Regions from separate parts of the Homo sapiens genome. Here region 1 is linked to region 2. Evidence: chromatin contacts called from ENCODE Hi-C or POLR2A ChIA-PET data. All regions are on one chromosome and are shown on one strand. Each heading gives the region's core, a stretch centred on a gene start or an enhancer-like site at or near the end of the contact. The rest is flanking DNA. Distances are from core to core; before and after follow the strand shown.

The links. A loop is a pair of places that touch in the nucleus more often than their neighbours do. ChIA-PET counts read pairs that join two places held with the same protein, here RNA polymerase II (POLR2A). Pooled maps may share reads with other maps.
Region 1: a loop to region 2 is called in a map of endothelial cell of umbilical vein, with 3 times the contacts of the local background. The contact joins the enhancer-like site here to the promoter of GATA2-AS1 in region 2. A Hi-C loop is called at or near these places in 8 of 168 maps with a recorded cell type or tissue (K562, Right ventricle myocardium inferior, cardiac septum and 3 more) and 7 of 50 pooled maps. POLR2A ChIA-PET finds 5 or more read pairs at or near these places in 2 of 52 experiments (BJ and K562).

Annotation. Positions count from the first base shown.
Region 1 is chr3:128,553,192-128,556,813 of GRCh38, reverse strand. No RefSeq gene overlaps it. Among named protein-coding and RNA genes, the nearest start is that of LINC01565, 21 kb to the left of the region's middle. Within about 2 kb of position 1,396, at least 10 of the 41 ENCODE cell types and tissues checked have a DNase peak (open chromatin) inside an H3K27ac peak, as active enhancers do; they include endothelial cell of umbilical vein, heart left ventricle and heart right ventricle, where a contact is called at or near this core.
Region 2 is chr3:128,486,964-128,490,670 of GRCh38, reverse strand. It overlaps GATA2-AS1 (GATA2 antisense RNA 1), which reads right to left and starts at 1,468. Exons shown (of 3, transcript NR_125398.1): 1 at 1,001-1,468; 2 at 602-892. It overlaps GATA2 (GATA binding protein 2), which reads left to right. Exons shown (of 6, transcript NM_032638.5): 2 at 3,595-3,707. The coding sequence starts at 3,640. RefSeq lists enhancers at 1-341, 342-1,153, 1,154-1,964, 2,932-3,539, a silencer at 2,645-2,844 and a cis regulatory region at 1,219-3,000.

The sequences.
Region 1 (3,622 bases), core at 147-2,646, 66 kb before region 2:
TCTACACATGACGCAGTCTTACAACTCACACACCACACCCACACACGCTCAGAACACACTCAGATGCACATTCATACAGACACTCTCATACTCTCACACACATGCACACCACACCGGCACGCAGTTTTGGGCAACAACCTACTTTCCTCTAAAAATTGGGTCCTAAGAATGCGTGTGGTTCAGCGTCTGTGACCGTGGGCCCTGGGCCAAGATGCCAGGGTCTCATCCAGTTGTCAGTGACCTGGCTCTGGGCACCGTGTCCACCTCTCCCTGCTACCTTCGCCCCCTTGTTAGAGAGGGCAAGGCGGCTGCTGCTGGCACCTGCATGTAGGTGAGGAGTTAGAGCAGTGCCTAGTGCAGAGTAAGTGCTGGATGTGGTTGTTTTTAAAAATTCCAACCGAAGTAACAGCACAAGGCAGTACTGAAATTAATGTGCTTTCCCTCCAGAGTGTTCTGGTTCCATCATTCCGCTTCAGTTCTCCAAAGCGGAAAGGCTCTTTTCTCAGGGATGCTTTGCTTTACTGCACCGAAGTGGGAGTCTCTGGTCTCCTTTAGAGCAGGAAGCTGAAGCCCAGAGAGGGTAAACTGCTCTCCTGATGTCACATGGCCTGCCAGGGCTGGGGCAGGGGCTGGGGTAGGGACAGGTTTCAGAGTGTCCATTGGGGGCCATCCAGAGACCACCCTCGCTCAGTGTCCAGTAGGTTGCCATTGAGGGCTAGGTGGGAGGGAGAGGCGGGAACTTGGTGGGGTGGTCTCTGCTGCAGACAGCCTGCACGGCCGCAGGAAATGGGTGGCTTCCGCGAAGCCCCCCAGCTGGAGTTGACACAGCCTGTCCAGCTGGACCTGGCCCAGTTTCCAGGCGGCTCCAGGGGCGGGGGGCGCTGGGGGGACTGTGGCGCCGGTGGGTGGGGGGTGCCCGGGGGAGGGTGGCGGGCATGTGGGGCAATGCCCAGCGCCGCAGCCGCTGCGGGCTTCCTGAGGCCTGGCTCTGGCCTGCCCCGGGCGCCCCCCCCTCACAGGTCCGATGGCTCTAGCAGCGCTGCCATCTGAGAACAAAGCGTCCTGCAGGAATTCCGGCCGGGTAAGGCGATGCATTGTGGAGCCGGGCGCCATGCCCGGCCACTCCCCACCCCCACCCGGGGGCTTGGAGTCACCCCCAGCGCTGAGGATGGCAAGAAACCCAGTCCTCGGCCCGTCCCCGAATGCCACAGCTGCGTGGATGCTCAGGTCACCTCTCCCCTTCCTGTCCTCAAAAGTGCCTGCCGCGGACGCGCCCCGAGGGGGCGGACGGGGCGCTTCCTGGCGGGGCGGCCGCGGGCCGGGCCAAGCCCCAGCCTGTTACAGGAGCGAAGGCTTCCTTCCTGAAAAACACGCCGGGTGCCCCGGCCTCCGCCGGTCTCTCCGCAGCGCCCGCGGCCGCCGCGCGCACCCTGGCCGCCCGAGGCAGGGCGCACAGGATCGAGGTGGGGGACGGCCCGGCTCGCGCCCTGGAACGGCAGCCCCGCCTTGGCTCTTGACTCTCGGCCCGGTTTTCTCGTGCGTAGATGAGGCTCTTTCCCATGCCCCTTCTGCGGCTGGCTCTGCGCGGAAAGCATCCTGAATCCGGCCCCTGAGCCCAATCCCCTGGGCCTCAGGGTCCCCGTCCCCGCTGCCCCTCCCGGGACTCCTGCCTTCCGCCCAGGCCACAGCCTCCCCTCCACACGCAGCCGGCAGGGTATCGTTCACACCAAGCCTCCCCTCTATTCGAGCCTTCCCAAGGATGCCAGCCCTCCCCTCCCCTCTGACCTCACTCCCTCACCGGCCACGGCGCCCCCAACCCTGAGGCTCCTCAAACCCACAGGCCCTCTAGCTGTGCAAGGCTGCGCCCCCAGGAGTGATTCCTGGGTCTTCAAGTGCTGCCTTTAAATAACCCTCCTCTGCCCTCAGCGGTCTCGGGGTCTTGGGAGGCACTCCCTGCCTCCACACCGTGGCTTATTTCGCCTGCTTCACTGGGGACGCCGGGACACTTAGAACAAGGCCTGGCGCTCAGAAGGTGCTTGATACACAGTCATTGCCCTCGTGGATGAGGAGTGCCCGTCCTGCCGTTGTCGGTATGGGCTGAGGGGTCACGAGTAAAGTGCTCAATCTGACAGGAGCTCGGAGCCTCCGTGACTGCTAATTCTTAGCAGCAGTGGCGCTGCGGTGTAGGTGCCCCTTTGCTGTAAGTCTCCGGTGGACCAGCATCCGCTCCCTCTTCTTTTGACATTCACCTTCATTCGCTCACCCACTCTTAGCCCGTGTGATTTGACTGCGGCTGACCCCATCACGCCCTAATGGGGGTCACCTCAGCCATACCTAGTCAATCCTTGCATTCCTTTGCCCACAGCAGCTGACTCGGAGATGGGTATGACCATAGTCAACCAGAGGCATTGCCTGTTTCTCCATGGCCTCAGGGCTGAGCAGAGGTAAGGCCTGGAACTGCTGCAGCCATCCTGCCACCAGGAGGAGAGTGCGGTCATCTGAGGAGGTGGGCTGAGCTCCAAGACAGAAGCTAGCGCTGGCTGACCAGTTGTGTTTAGGCCCCAGTGACTCAGAGCCTACCCGTGTCTGGGTTTTTCCAGCTACCTATATCAACAATGCTCATTTCAGTTAAGACAGTTCTGTTGGGTCACTGCCACCTGCCACCAGAAAAGTCCTGTTTGACCTAGAATCTGACCTGAAATCCTTACCTTCTCTCCCTCTCATCTGGGTGGACCTGCTTGGTCCTCTCTGGTCTGGTGTTTGGGAACCAGTGGTTCCCTCTGGTTCCCTCTCCTGTGATTCACTTTTCGTGCTTTTTGTCTGGTCCCTGGTGATTGGTGTGTATGGTTCCTGCCTTTTTGGAAAACCAGAACTTAGGACATCTGAGTTTTAACACATTATTTACTTCTTTGCCAAATTAGTGGCAAGGCCTCGTTAGTGGACACAAGGTGTTCCACTGGAGTGTTCTGGCTGAACAGAGGCTCTGGTCATCAGGGAGCTTCTGTGACCTCTCCAGCTCCTCTGTGAGCCTGTTCCTCCCTTCCTCTCTTGCTTACTCAGCTTCAAGCCACACGGCCACACCGGGGCATGTAGCTGTGTCTGCTCCCTGGACACAGTGATTTCCTTACCACACCAAGGGCTTTGCCCTCTGTTCGCTCTGCCTGGACTGTGTTCTTAGTTGCCCACAGTGGTCTCCTTTTGCTCTTCATTCACTTCCTTTTTTTTTTTTTTTGAGATCGAGTCTCACTCTTGTCACCCAATCTGGAGTGCAGTGGCTCGATCTCTACTCACTGAAACCTCTGCCTCCTGGTTCAAGCGATTCTCCTGCCTCAGCCTCCTAAGTAGCTGGGATTACAGGTGCCTGTCACCACGCCCTGCTAATTTTTTTTTTTTTTTGTATTTTTAGTAGAGACGGGGTTTTGCCATGTTGGCCAGGCTGGTCTTGAACTCCAGACCTCAGGTGATCCACTCGTGTCGGCCTCCCAAAGTCCTGGGATTACAGGCATGAGCCACTGTGCCCGGCCTCTTCATTCACTTCTGAACTTCATTGTCCCCTCTTCTGAGAGGCCTTCTCCAACCATTCATTGCTTTCTATTCCAATCTCCCTCGGACTTTTCTGCAG
Region 2 (3,707 bases), core at 219-2,718:
CTGCCTGGCACACACAGACATTGTCGAGCGCGGGTCCCTCTTTATTGGCCAGCTGGGCGCCCTGCTACTTGGCGTCGCATTTCTCTCTCCCAGGCGGGTTCGTTTCCGCCAGAGAATGCAGCAGTCCCGCATCCTACGCAGGACCTGCAACCGAGGTGGAGGCTTCGGTCAAGCCGGCTCCTGCCTGCGTTGTCGAGGAAGGCAACCCCAAGGCCTGAAAGGACCTGGCAGAACTCCTGTTTCCTTTTTTTCCTCTACACCGGATTGCGGGCAAGGAGGCTGGTTCGGGTCTCCCGAGGCCCCTGCTCAAGCACTCCTTAACCGTCCTGCTAAGCCCCTCTGTGCGGCGATTTTCTGAGCTGCCGAGCGGGGTAATTAAATCCCCTCCCTCGCTCCGCTCTGCGTCAGGCAGGCGGCAGCACAGGGCTGACGTTTGGGCAGGGGACTCAGCCAGGCTGGCCACCTCCACTACCGCAGTGGCCGGGACCCTGCCGCGGAGGGGTTAGACGCCGAGCTCGCTGCGCTGAAACTGGGAATACACACGGAACGGGGAGGGGGAGGGTAATTTTTACCGCGCCGGTGGGAGAAAAAGGCGAATTACCTGCTTTCCCGAGGGACGCGCGTAGCCACTTCCCTGAGAGCCGCGGCACCGATCGCGGCCGGGCGGGAAGCTTCCGCTCGGTCCTGGCGTTCACAGCCCAGCGGCCAGCTGCTGGTCTGCCTCCCGCGCTGGGTCCCAGGGTTCGCGCTCGAGCGGGGCAGCTTTGCCGGACACGGGGGATTATCCCTGGGGACGCGGTGTCTTTCAGAGGGTCTTGCTAGTCTCCGGAGACGCCAAATAGGCTCGAGCTCCGCGGCGATCTCATTTTACGAGTTGATGAAGAATCGTAAGCTAAAGGATGGGAAAAGTTGAGAGACAGACGGACGGAGAGACAGTGGGCCCCGGCGGGACCGCACGCGTTGAGGGGAACGCCAACCGGGAGGCACGGAGACTGCTCACCTGCCCGGCCTGGCCGCGGAGGCCCGGCGCCAAGGGCCTCGCGCTCGGCCTCCCGCCCCCTGCGCGGCTTCCCGGGCTGGCGCCGGCCTCCGCTCCCGCAGAGTGGAGTTCCGAGCAGACCGGGCTCCGCGCGCTCCAGCGTGGAGGGGAGCGGGAGGCTTAGCAGGCGGCTCGGGCAGGCGGGTCCCCCAAGGGCACGAGACGCGCTGGTTCCCAGCCCAATGGAGCTCTGCGCCCCCCAGCCCCGCGCTTTACCTGCGCTGAGGCCTCGGACAGACAAACGGACGCCAGACGCCTAGGCAGGAGGAGGCCTCAGCCTGAGCCCGCGGCCCCTTGGCGCTGCCCTGAACTGGCCTGGGAGGGGGTGACGGGGGCGCGCCCGCGGAGCTGGGCCCAGCCGGGCGCCCCCGGAGCCGAGGGGACCGAGGGCTTTCCTCCCTCCTCGGATTATTAAAAAGTTCATTTCCTGGCGAATCGGGTGACGTCAGGGGCTCGGCGTCGCGGTGGCGGGGCCGCCCGGCCGGAGAAGCCGCCTCCAGTTACCCAATTACCGACTGTCAATCCCGCCGCCCCTCCCCCACTCTCCCGGGGGTGGCCGGGACCCCAGCCCTCCTCCTGCCCCCGACCCACCTGGGGGCCCTCTGGACATCTACCCCGGGAGCCTCGGGCCCAACAGGGAAGAGGGCTGGAGGACGCTGTTGAGTCCCCCCAGTACTCGGCACCTGTCTAGGTCCCCCAAAATGCCTTTGTCCTGGACCTCCCTCCTCGGCCCGGGGCTCCCTTCGAGCCTCCGTCTCCCCAGTCTGTACAATGGGAGGGAGGAAGACTTGTGCGCCCGGCCCACACGAACCATAGAGCCGATCTCCGGGCTAGAAGTGAGTGGGGAGCACTTCCAGGTGACTTAGAAGACGGAGACCTCAGACCACCGCCTCCCCCTCACCAGAGGCCACCTCGGGGACCCCCCCCGGAGGAAAAAAAATGCCACCTCTTGCCCGGGGGCGTCTCCCTCCAGCTGGCGCCGGCGCCAGTCCGGGTCTCCACGGCCTCGCCCCAGGCAATTGGGCCCGTTGGCCTGCGAAGGCCACGCCCGGGGAGGGGTGCCCCCTCCCCCTTTCTGGAGCCACCGGCCGGGCCACCTCCACTGGGTCAAGCACAGCCCTGAGCGGCCGCGTGTCCGAGGCCCAGGTGCCCTCTAGAGCCCTGTAGTTCCTGCCCCTCTCTGCCCCTCTCGGCTCCTGCTGTTCCGCCGCTGTCGTCCGAACCATCCCAACCCCCAGTCCACCCAGACAGCGCCCGAGCTAGGGGAGGGAACGGTCTGGGTAGGTAACTGCGCTCGGACTGACCACGTTCAGCGGTGAAGGAGCGTGGCGGGGTTAGGGTCTCGGGGAGAGGCCATCCAGAGGGTGTGCGGCCCGGGCTCCTGGGGAGGGGGCAGTTGGTGGTTAGTTACTGCTAGGGAGGCCCAGAGCATCGAGGGATCCCGGAGTGTTCGCAAGAGGGGCTGCAGGGGTCGGGCCTTGGGGTGAGGGTCCCTTAGTGGTGGGGCGCGTTGGCAGCAGGGGCCGCCAGGAGCGCGCAGGGAGGGGGCCCGCCGGCTGAGGGGGGCCGGCCCGCGGGTCAGTCCCGGAGTCCAGCGGTTCGGGAATTGCGGACGCAGCCAATGGGAGGCGGAGGCTGGGAGGCGCGCGGCGTTGATTGGCTGGCTTGGGCTTCTTAGGCGTGCGCGGCCCCCGCTTCATGTCTGTGCAGGAGTCGGCAGCTGGCGCCAGGGCGGCCGGAGGATGCCGAGGGGCCGGAGCCGGGAGGGCCCGAGGCCGAGGCGCACTCTACCCCCAGCTCCTACCCTGTAAGCCCCGCCAGCCTCCGGACGTGCTGTCCCTGGGCCCGTCGCCCTCGGGGCTCCCGCCGGAACTCCTTCACTCTCAGAGGCCGAGTCCCTCCCCTCCCCACGGCTGCGTGTGTAAGTTTGGGGTTTGAGAGCCGGCTGGGGGCCTGGGGCGCTCCTAGCTTTGAGGGGACTCTGGGGGGACTTAGGGCGGGGGGCCAGGCTGCGGGCGACTGCTTTGGTGTGCTTTGTTGAGAGGTCCTGATTGTGCCGCTTAGTACTGCGCTCAGGGGGCTGCGTGTGCATGTTTTCGGGGTTGAGATCAGTATGTGTATCTGGCGCCAAGTGTGGGTGTGTGCGTGTCGCTGGGATCAAGTGCCACACTGGGTGCCCGGGCGCCTGTCTCCAACTTTTGAGTCTGTGTTCATGTGTTTGTCTACCGGGCGGGGGGGCTCAGTGTGAGTGTCTGACTGAAGTGCTGCTCTGTGCGTTTGTTGGGGTCACTGGTGTCGGGACCCGTCCCCGGGCGTGACCCCATGTGCACGGGTGTGTGATTCTGGAGCCGCGGGTCACCACGTGAGTGTGCGTGGCTGAACCCCCTCCCCCGCCTTCCTTTCGTTTTGAGCCTTGGGCTTTCCTCCCACCCGGGACTGGTGCTCTTTCTCGCCGGATCTGGGCTGGGGCTCCGTGGCGTGCGGGACACCTCGTGGTGGGACTTTGGGGGGTGTCAGGCGCTGGCGGCACGCCTCACTCCCCCTTCCTCGCGCAGGGCCGTTGCCGTCTGCACCCAGACCCTGAGCCGCCGCCGCCGGCCATGGAGGTGGCGCCCGAGCAGCCGCGCTGGATGGCGCACCCGGCCGTGCTGAATGCGCAGCACCCCGA